Linked DNA regions of Homo sapiens: region 1 is linked to region 2. The links are chromatin contacts, found by Hi-C or POLR2A ChIA-PET in ENCODE. All regions are on one chromosome and are shown on one strand. Each heading gives the region's core, a stretch centred on a gene start or an enhancer-like site at or near the end of the contact. The rest is flanking DNA. Distances are from core to core; before and after follow the strand shown. Region 1 overlaps FTO (FTO alpha-ketoglutarate dependent dioxygenase). Region 2 overlaps FTO (FTO alpha-ketoglutarate dependent dioxygenase).

Evidence for each region. Hi-C counts contacts between places; a loop is a spot of excess contacts on that map. ChIA-PET counts read pairs that join two places held with the same protein, here RNA polymerase II (POLR2A). Pooled maps may share reads with other maps.
Region 1: a loop to region 2 is called in a map of endothelial cell of umbilical vein, with 2.2 times the contacts of the local background. The contact joins two enhancer-like sites. A Hi-C loop is called at or near these places in 5 of 168 maps with a recorded cell type or tissue (MCF 10A, PC-3, endothelial cell of hepatic sinusoid and 2 more) and 4 of 50 pooled maps. POLR2A ChIA-PET finds 5 or more read pairs at or near these places in 2 of 52 experiments (AG04449 and MCF 10A).

The regions. Positions count from the first base shown.
Region 1 is chr16:53,861,253-53,867,220 of GRCh38, reverse strand. All of the region lies in intron 4 of FTO (FTO alpha-ketoglutarate dependent dioxygenase), which reads right to left. Among named protein-coding and RNA genes, the nearest start is that of FTO, 160 kb to the right of the region's middle. Within about 2 kb of position 1,665, at least 5 of the 41 ENCODE cell types and tissues checked have a DNase peak (open chromatin) inside an H3K27ac peak, as active enhancers do; they include endothelial cell of umbilical vein and mammary epithelial cell, where a contact is called at or near this core.
Region 2 is chr16:53,817,973-53,823,443 of GRCh38, reverse strand. The region is part of intron 2 of FTO (FTO alpha-ketoglutarate dependent dioxygenase); the gene reads right to left. Among named protein-coding and RNA genes, the nearest start is that of FTO, 120 kb to the right of the region's middle. Within about 2 kb of position 1,308, at least 6 of the 41 ENCODE cell types and tissues checked have a DNase peak (open chromatin) inside an H3K27ac peak, as active enhancers do; they include endothelial cell of umbilical vein and mammary epithelial cell, where a contact is called at or near this core.

The sequences.
Region 1 (5,968 bases), core at 416-2,915, 43 kb before region 2:
AATGGAATTAAACTAGAAAATAATAACAGAAAGATAGTTGGAAAATTCCCAAATACTTGGAGATAGAACAATATACTTCTAATAATCTGTGGGTCAAAAAAATCTTAAAAAAAAGGAACTAAATGAAAGTGAAAACACAACTTACCAAAATTTGTTGGAAGCAACATTAGCACTGCTTAGAGGAGAATTTATAGCATTAAATGCCACAAATGTATAGCATTAATATAGCATTCTGCTTATATTAGAAGAAGAAAGATCTAAAATCAATAAGCTAAGCTTCTACTTTGTGAAATTAAAGAAAAAGAACAAATTAATCCAAAGCAGAAGAAAAGAAACAATAAAAGTTAATGCACCTCGATGAGATAAAAAACAGAAAACTAATAAAGAAACTTAATGAAAGCAAAAGTTGGTTCTTTTAAAAGATCAATAAAATTGATAAACCTCTAGGCAGACTAAGAAAAAAGAGACAAGAAACATATTACTAATGTCAGAAATGAAAGAGATGACATCACTACAGATCCCATGGACATTAAAAGGATAATTTTAAAATGATGTCAATAGTTATTTACCCAAAAATCTGAAAACCTATAAAAAATGAACCAATTCCTTGAGAAATAAAATCTGCCAAAACTCTTACAAGAAGAAATGAATAATATGAATAGGCCTATCTCTATTAAAGAAATTGAATCAATAATTAACATGTTTCCAAAGCGCCAGGCCCAAATATGTTCACTGTTGAGTTCTACCAAACATTTAAGGAAGAAATTATACTAATTCTTAACATTCTTTACTAGAAGGTAACACAGGGAATACTTCCAAACTCATTCTTTGCGGCCAGCATTGCCCAGACAGACCTTACAAAAAGGAAAACTAAAGACCAGTATTCTCTCATAAGCATAGATGCAAAAATCCACATCAAAATATTAGCAAATTGAATGTAACAATGTATAAAAAGAATTACACCACGACCAAGTGAGATTTATCACAGGTATAAAAAACTGATTCAACATACAAAAATCAACTAATATAATCTATCACACCAACAAGCTACAAAGAAAAAAAATATGATCATACCAATAGGTACAGAAAAACATTTGACAAAATGTGATACCCATTCATGATAAAAAATTCTCAGTAAACTAGAAATAGAGAAGAACTTCCTCAACATATAAAGAATGTGTAAGGAAACCTGCAGCAAATATCATACTTAGCGGTATGAAACTAGAAACTTTTCTGCTCAGAGTAAGAAAAAGACAAGGATGTCTCCTCTCAACATTCCTTTTCAGTATCATATTGGAAGACCTGGCTGACACAGTAAGACAGGAAAAGAAAACAAAAGGTATACAAATAGAGAAGGAAACAATTAGAGTATGTTTGTTCACAGATTATATTATTGTCTGTGTAGCAAATTCAAAAGAATCAATAATCTAATCTGACTGGCAGTTTCATAGGAAAGAGGAAGAACTAAAGGGGAAACAAGAATGGCAGCAGAAGGCCAGTCAGGAAGCTGTTGCAGTAAGTCATGCAGGAGTTAACAGTGACTTGAACTACAGAGACAGGGGAGGAGACGATAAGCAGACAACAGATTCAGAATGTTCTAGGAAAAGACAATAGGACATGCTAATGAACTGGATGAGTCAAGTCAGGAAAAAATAAACTCAAGAACAACTCTTGGGGTTTTCACAGCAACAACTGACTGAAGGTGAATAAGTCACAAAACCTTAGGACATTGCAAAATAATAACTACAAAATGCAATTAGAGGTGAGGATGAAAACATCAGTGATACATTTGGAGTTTTAAATCCAAATATAAACACAACAATATAGAGGATAAAAAGCAGAAGTGTGGCTGTAAGGCCTAATGAGGAAGGCTAAGTGGCCATTCTCTCTTCCCGTTTGCCATCTCTGAGGACATTCCTGAGCAGTTTTGGTTGATCCTGACTATGTTGCCTAAAGGAGGTTTCAGAGTCAAGCAAAATAATAAAAAGTGGAGTTTGAAGGGGGCTTCCCAGGATAAATTCCCATAAAAGACTGGGACAATGTCTAGGAAATACATAAATGCCAGTCTCATCTACCCAAATAAAAGCCTTATTACTCCTATGCTATTAATACTGGGACCCACAGTCATAATTAGGGGAAAAATCACCACCTTAATGAGTAGGTTTGTTAAGTGCTTTTGTTCCACTGAGGGGAACACTGAGTCACCTAGTGACTCAGGCCAAATGGCAAACACAACACTAGAAGGTATACTTTGAGGCTTCCACCTTCATTTAAATCCTTGGCAACTCTCTAATCAAACAATTCTTTTGAAATTGCTTCCAACTGTATCTAATCCTTTATGACTTTAAAAAAAGAAACTTGTAATTTTCATTTAAGAGCTTCTAATTTATCGAAAACTCCATCTATAAAAGCGACACAAGCTTCATGGATTGTGCATCTCAAAGGATATACTTAAGACCCTCCCAGCTTTAAAAGATTATTCCTAATAATTTTTAGAAAAAATAAATTAAAGAATGTCTATTTACCACAGCTATCTCAGAATACAGCTGAAACTTGACTGACACTGTATCCAACTGGAGTAAGAGTTTGTAGATGATGTGACAACACACACACAAAAAGAAAAGACGCTCTCACTCTTTGCTGGCTGAATGCTGCGTGCCCTGGCAGTGGAGAAGAGAGCTCTGGACATTCACTGTAGCATGAAATCTCATTTCATATATAAAAGACCACAGAAGCAATGCTATAATTTATGCTAGGGTAACCAATTCATGTTCACGACTTTCCTGGTTTTAATACTGAAAGTCCTGCATCCTGAGATCCCCTTGCCCACAGACTTTTCGAAAAGGACAGTTGGTCACCCTAAATTTACCCCAGCCCTTACTTCCTTGGGTTTGCTGTCACGTACATTACCAGGGCCATTTCACCCAAATTTCTTAGAGAAACAATCATGACTTTTGCTAAAGGCACTCTTGGGGTAAATAAGCCCAGTACTGAAATCCAGTCTTCCCAGCTTCAAACAATCACTGAAGCTTTTCATTCTTACTTACCTGTCCATTCTCATCTCTCAATCTTAATATTTATGACCTTGTTTTTCCTAGATGTGGGCCACCCATGGCTGAAAACATTTTCAGAATTTGATAGCCAATGAAAGGGGGAGGGGAAGGTTCCTGGCAAGATGCCAGTATAGACACAGGCCCCGTCCCATTCCTAGATTCTCAATGAGACAATCAATGGAACATAAAAATGGATCAAAACCTCTTTTGGCACTATATATTAGAGAAAGGTGCTCAATATGCCAGAAGTGCAAATGATTGCGCTGAATATAGTATAGGTGGAATTAGATTAAAGAAGGGCAAAGAAGGCTGACAGGTGATTGTCTCTCCAAAAGAGCAGCGAGCCTGATAAATATACCAATCAAATCCTGAGCAAAATGCTCACCTCTTAACTCAGAAAGCAAAGAGCAGGAGGGCAAGAGAAGCTTACAGGGCACTCAGAGAGCAAGGCTCTTGCCTCTGTAGCGAGCATTCTATGCACACAACCTGTGATACTCACTGTAGCCAGAATTCTGTGCACATAACCTGTGATACTCACAGACCCCTGGATGTGCTGCTGTTATAAGCCATGACTCTGAGTACCAGGCATTGCAGAAACAAGGAACTGGAGCAATCAGCAATGATAGGAGTGGGCCAAAACCTACCATGGTTTGCTCATACTGCAAGCATCCACATAAAGACAAAAACAAGTTCTTAAGCACACTCCAATTTATAAAATCTCTACATGACTGTGTAAGGACACATCTTCTTCCACCTTCAAGTAAAGGATTTGGCCAGGAATCCATACTAATCTCTCACAGAACCAATCTCAGCTACTTGCCTATCAGCCAGTACTAGTCTACTTTCTATGAGGATAAAGAGGCAAGGAGTAATTGCCAGAACTATGCAAAATTACTACAGTTCAAAGGAATGGAGGCACTTTGATCAAAACTGTCTTTTCTGAAAAAAGTTTACTCGAACTGACATGATAAAATTTTAGAAAATTCTCAGTTTTTCAAGAAGACACTTGATTCAAGAAGGCACTGCATCTGTGAAAATACGGTAAGCAGACATGAAGCTGAAACAGTATGAGATCAGAAAAAACCACTGGCAACTGACTTTTTTAATAGCATTTCTTCATTTAACACGGCAATAGATGGAGTGAACAGCAGAAAACATGCTGCAGAAAAACCAAATTACTGAGCTGGATGAGTGAACTCAAGAGATTCTCCTATAACTCAGGGAAAATACAAGAAATGAGTGATGGAAAACCTTAGACATGAGGAACAGATCCTGGAGATCCAAATGTACTTAACAGGAATCACAGAATGGAAGTAAAATACAGGCTGGGCATGGTGGCTCACACCGGTAATCCCAGCACTTTGGGAGTCCAAGGCAGATGGATTACTTAAGGCCAGTCAGGAGTTCAAGATCAGCCCTGCCAACATGGTGAAACACTGTCTCTACTAAAAATACAAAAAAAAAATTAGCTGGGTGTGGTGGCAGGCGCCTGTAATCCCAACTACTCGGGAGGCAGAGGCAGGAGAATTGCTTGAACCTGGGAGGCAGAGGTTGCAGTGAGCCGAGATCACACCAATGTACTCCAGCCTGGGCGACAGAGAGACTCCATCTTGAAAAAAAAAAAAAAAAGTAAGATACAGAAAGATATAAGAATAATCAAAGAAACACTAGAAGAATGTTTTCCAAGGTTGTGAAAAGACCAGAGTCTGCACTATAAAATGGTTGAGCAAGGACATAAACATATTCTGTTAAAAAATTAAATATAAAATACTACAAATGTCCAAACAGAAAATACAGCTTACCAAAATGAAACCATAATGTAGATCACCTCAGACATCTCCCAACATCAAATATCAGAGGTCACAGAACGATATCCATAGAGTTGTTGGTGGTGGTTTTTTTGTTTGTTTGTTTGTTTTTTGAGATGAAGTCTCACTAATCGCCCAGGCTGGAGTGCAGTGGCACAATCTCAGCTCACTGCAACCTCTGCCTGCTGGGTTCAAGTGATTCTCCTGCCTCAGCCTCCTGAGTAGCTGGGATTACAGGCATGTGCCATCACACCTGGCTAATTGTTGTATTTTCAGTAGATGATGTTTTGCTGTGTTGGCCAGGCTGGTCTTGAAATCCTGACCTCCTGATCTGCCCACCTCGACCTCCCAAAGTGCTGGGATTACACGGATGAGCCACTGCACCCAGCCTCTACAGAGTTTTAAGGGGGAAGTTTGATACTTAAGAATCCTATAGCCAATCAAGCAGATATTCACAAGTGAAAGGATAGGAAGTCACTCTTCTATAATGCAAAGACTCAAAGAATATGCCACGACCACTCCCCTGCCATTAGTCTTCATAAATATTATTAGAAACTACATTTTGGCTGACCAAGAGAACAATCAAGAATTTTTTTTAAATCACAGTACAAAAAGGCTAGCAGTAAGCATAAACGCAGTTAAATAATTTCAAATATTGTTATTTAATTTAATGCAACTATTGCGATTAAGACTTAAATGGAAAGATGTTTCACCTAAAATAAATATTAAAAATCTAAATACAAAATTGAAAATTGGGTATAAGAAAATATCTGGGAAGTGGGCAGAAGGGTTAAAGCAATAAAGTTAAAGGCAGAAGGGATAAAGTAAATGTTAAGAAAAACACTAACACCTCAACAGAAAAATGAGCAAAATACGATCAGCCAATGAATAACAGAAAGAAGAATGGCCAACAAAAATACAAAGTGTTCAACCTCATGAATAAATAAATGACATTTAAAATAATAGCATATTTTCACCCATCAAATCGGCAAAAATATTTGTAAATTGGAACACTTAGCACTGTATACAGTAGGGTAAAGGAGGTTGGTGGAAGTAACTGATGATCACATTTCATACATTGCAGGTAGGAATGAAAATGAAAATCTC
Region 2 (5,471 bases), core at 59-2,558:
ACGCAATGTGGGAGTGATCAGCACACAGCTTGGTTTTAAAGGCCTAGAAATGAATGAGATCACCTAGGGAAACAGTACAAATATCAAAAGGAGACCAAAGCTATTTCCTGAGTCGCAGCAGAAGCCTCAACAAAGGAGAACCAGCAGAGTGTATTATTGCAGAAGCTAAAAGAGGAGAGCATTTCTAGAAGGGCGGGGTACTCAACTATGTCACCTGACACTGAGAGGCCAAGTGAGATGAAGACAGATGATCCAGTAGATTTGGCAGCATGAAAATCACTGATGGCAATGACACGAGCAATCTCAGTAGAGTGCTGGGGGTGAAAGTCAGATTGGAGTAGGCGAAGATGGAATGAAAGAGGAGGAAGTGAGATGGCATGTAGAGATGTCTCTGAATGGTTCTGCTATGAAGGGGAGTAGAAAAATGGAGCTTTTGATAAAGAAGAAGGCTAGACTAAGGGACAATCTCTAATGATGGAAGACGCTAGAGAACACCAGAGTTTCTCAGTACACTCATGAGAATGATACAAGAGAAAGAGGCTGACGATGCAGAGAGAGTGAATAACCAAAGAAGTCGAGACCTTGAGTGTCTAGAGCAGTAGCCCCCAAGTCAGGTATGCAAGGCTTTGTAAGGCCATCTGGAAGAGTGGTGGGGCACAGGGGAGAGGTAGAACTGCTTTATTTTTAATATAAAATGAAAGAACTCAAGCATTATTAAAATATGTATGCATATATATATATACACACACACATATACACACAAATAGGTTTAATATGAATATTATTATAAAACAGACACGAGTACATGAGTACTACCACCAGCACACTACTGGTGGTGTGCTGGAGTCAGTCCACACTGGCTCATGAGAGCCCACTGTGTGCATCTCTTTCCAACTGCACATTCAGTAACACCGTGACGGTGGCTTGAAACTGTCCACAGTGAGAGTATTTACACTGCGGAAATCAAAAAACACTAAAAATCAAGGCTGGTTCTTTCCCCCTACAGGCCACTTGTTAAACACTTTCTAGGATGTCACTGTATGTGCTTATCTACTGATAAGAGTATGTGATCAAAAATATGTGGATAGGAGAGAAGATACTTCTTATATTGGAATAGGCTAGAAGGAAAAAGAAGGTATGAATTCAGATAGGATGATAAATGTAATAATAGTAGGCAGATGAGTACGTTCTAGGGTTTCTTTTGGAGGGGTGGTAGTTAGAGAATGCTCTGACTTTCTCAATGAAGTTAAGGTGAATCACTAGCTAAGAATGTATGCTGGTCATTAGAGCTGTTTGCCAAATAGTTCTGGATTCCTCCTCTGCCACCCAGCTTTTTGGGCCCAGTGTAAAATTACACTTCCTGGTCCCCTCAGGATGGATGAAACATGGGATTACTTCTGTCCAGTGAAAAATGATGGCCATCCCTTCCAGCCTGGAACATGTCATTGTCACTGCAAGACCCTCCAGCATACTCTGCACCCCTCTGCCACAGCAACCAGCTGGTGGCTGCTTGGATCTCTGAGCTACTTTAATGGGTAGTGACTCTGTGCCAACCCACAAATGATACATAAAATGGACAAGAAATATTATTGTGTGGAGCCACTGAGATTTGAGAGTTATCAGTTACTATAGCATAATCTAGCCTGTTCTGAATGAGGCAGAGTGCAGGAGATATTATAGAAGACATGCAGAAAGTGGGAGGAAGTATGCAGAAGAAAAATGAATGAGTCAAGTCTGAATGTGAAAAAATGACTTTACTAGGTAAGTGTGGTAGGACTGCCCTGCTTCTCAAAATGCCTATCTGAGGTGTTGACCATGAATTGAAAGTGACAAAGAGAAGAGTCATGTGGCATACCACTATGGATTGTCATTGAGATTGTCAGGGATCCATTAAGGATTGAGTTTCCATATTTTAGTTATCCCCATTGGAAAACAGAAACAGTGATATCGTACTTTCTATTTACATAGCTTATGAAGAAAGCAATGCAATCCTGTAAGCAGAGACCAAATATTCTGAAGCCATGAGCAGCAACTCTAATTCTATCACTATACTGGTTACTTTCTTAGCAAGTCCCTGAGGCCCCAGTATACTCAAAGCAATGATGAAGAAGTGATGAAGAAGGTAATTTCTTCACACTGTCTTAACACCTCCAGTACTCTCTGAATGGTCCTTAGTATAAAACAATAAAGAAAAGTATGGTAATTCCCAAGAACTCTGTTTCTGAACACACTCCCCTCTGGGACTAAGAAAGGAATACTGAAAATAATGCACTCATATGCACAAACGCCTGCCCACCCCCCATTAAAATTCTGCTGCCCTTATTCAACATACACTGGGTCTCAACACTGCATAAGATATATTTAATATGGGGAAATTATAACCCTATAGACCAGGAAAAACATATAACCACATAAATATCATCTGTAAATACCTTGACATAAAAAACAGCATAAAAAGAAAATAATGGCATGGGAAAATATTCCATTTTTTTCCCACTCAGATCATGTCCCCTTTCTCTCTGACCATATGTGCTTCTATTCCTGCAGTCCTCAAGTGTCCAGCTCTTAAATACTTCCCCCAGGCTCCTCCCCCAACTCCACACCTGGATGGTCCTTCCCATCCCTGGGTCATTTTCTTATAGAAACCTTTCCTGGACATGGATGAAACTGGAAATCATCATTCTCAGTAAACTATCGCAAGAACAAAAAACCAAACACCGCATATTCTCACTCATAGGTGGGAATTGAACAATGAGATCACATGGACACAGGAAGGGGAATATTACACTCTGGGGACTGTTGTGGGGTGGGGGGAGGGGGAGGGATAGCATCAGGAGATATACCTAAAGCTAGATGATGAGTTAGTGGGTGCAGCGCACCAGCATGGCACATGTATACATATGTAACTAACCTGCACAATGTGCACATGTACCCTAAAACTTAAAGTATAATAAAAAAAAAAAGGAAACCTTTCCTGAATCTCCACCCTCAAATAGGTGCCCTCTGTTATCACTCCCCACGCTTTACTTCTCTTTTGTAGCACTTATCTATTTGTAACTATATTTATTTAAACTATTATTAGTTTAATAATCTGTCCTGTAAGATCACAAGCTCCTAAAAGAAGATAGTACTAGTGGCCTGGAGCGGTGGCTTACACCTGTAATCCCAGCACTTTGGGAGGCCGAGGCAGCTGGATCATCTGATGTCAGGAGCTCGAGACCAACCTGGCCAACAAGGTAAAACCCTGTTTCTACTAAAAATACAAAAACTAGCTGGGCGTGGTGGCGGGCATCTGTAATCCCAGCTACTCAGGAGGCTGAAGCAGGAGAATCACCTGAACCCGGGAGGTAGAGGTTACAGTGAGCCGAGATCACACCACTGCACTCCAGCCTGGGTGACAGAGCAAGACTCCATCTCAAAAAAAAAAAAAAAGAAGAAGAAGAAAATAGCATTAGTATCTGTTATAGCCACATCACTTGGTTCCACATAAGTGCTCAAGACTCCTTTCTAAGAATAAAAGCTTTAAAAGACTGAAGCAGATGAGTGGAGATCTTGGCTGGGGCAGGAAAGAAAACTAAATGTAAAGAGGCATGAGAGATCTTTTTGGGGTGCTAAAAATGTTCTAAAACTACTGTGATGATGGTTGTATGCCTCTGGAAATTTACCAAAAATCACTGAATTGTACAATTTCAAAACGTGCATTTTATGGTATGTAAATTATACACATATACAGTTAATCAATAAACTTTTTGAAAAAGAAGATTGATAGATGTGAATATCTGAAAATTTAAATTTTTGTATAAAATAAATCATAAAATTAAAAGGCAAACAAACTGGAAAAAAAAAGTACAACCTATATGGCAGGAATGCAGAAACATTAATGCAGAACCATTAAAAATTTAAATACACACACACACACCCATTCACAAGCAAATTAATAGAGAAGCCTCTTAGCACATAAAAAAATTAACTGCCTGGGCGTGGTGGCTCACACCTGTAATCCCAGCACTTTGGGAGACTCAGGCGGGTGTATTGCTTGAGCTGACGAGCTCGAGACTAGCCTGGGCAACAAGGTGAAATCCCCTCTCTACTAACAATACAAAAAAATTAGCCAGGTGTGGTGGCATGCACCTGTGGTCCCAGCTACTTGGGCAGCTGAGGTGGAAGGATGGCTTGAGCCCAGGAAGTGGAAGCTGAAGTGAGCCTAAGCCTGGGCCACAGAGTGAGACCCCATTTCAAAGATAGATAAATAAATAAATATTAACTGTATCAAAGTTGGAAAATATATAATTTGTATTATACTTAAATTAGTTACTGTCTATCAAATTTGCATTAAAACATTTTATAATAGTAATACATATTGTTGATAATGGCAAAATTCAATATTCTGATAGCGTGCAATTAGGAATGCAAATTATTACAATGTTGCTTAAGGCCAATTGGACAAGATCTATCAGAACCTAAATATGCCCATATCTTTTCATGCAGTTATTCTACTTTTAGGAATTTGTCATAAGGAAGTTATTAAACACACCAAGATTATAAGAATATTCATCATACTGCTATTGATAATAATTAAAAACTGAAAACCACCAAAATGCCCAAGAAGGGTTTAGAAGGGAAAATGGTACAACCACGTGATGGAATATTAAAGTAACAAACTTAACTGTTTGGAAGTCAGTAGGAAACTATACTCATAGAAGAAATTAGTAACAAGATAGACAAGAGATCTCAGTTTCATTAAAAGAAAAACAGTACATATGTAAAAGCTCACAGAAAAAAAAAAAAAAATTGGATAAAAAGATAGCCAAAAGTTTATGGTGGTTATCCCTGAGTAATGTACTTGAGCATCATTTTGATTTTCTTCTTTAGACATCTATATTATTTTCAAATTTCCCAATATAAATGTAAAATATTTTTAATCAGAAAAATCAGAGTGAAGATGCTGCACTAAAAAAATTCTTAATTTTCATGACATTTCTTATATTTGCCAAGAGATTCTTTCTGATGGCTCTAAATGGTCAAAAATCTTCAAGAGAACTTCTGGTACTATTTAAATCTGTTGTTCAAGACTGAGGAATTTTCAGTCTACCACAGTGAAAACAAATAATAATAACTGGCTAATTTTGTCACTATCTCAAAGAAAATGTAAGAGAAAAAAATCTCAACCTAAATGCCCTCTTTTATTGTTTATAGAGTAATTAAATTAGTGCCTGACACATAAACGTACTATGAAGCATTTGTTCAATTTTTCTTTAAAAAAAAAAAAAAAGAACAAGTAACTTTGGAGAAGAAGTGAACATTAAGTAATTTAATATTAATTCATTCTGTCAAACAAATAAGTTCACTTTCCATTTTGGACAGGTACATGTAGAACATCAGATATCACACAATAATTTGGAACAGCTGTTGGCAGATTTTCAAATATGTTAGGCTTTTTTTCATTTAATCCCATTAGAGTTTTTTCCAAT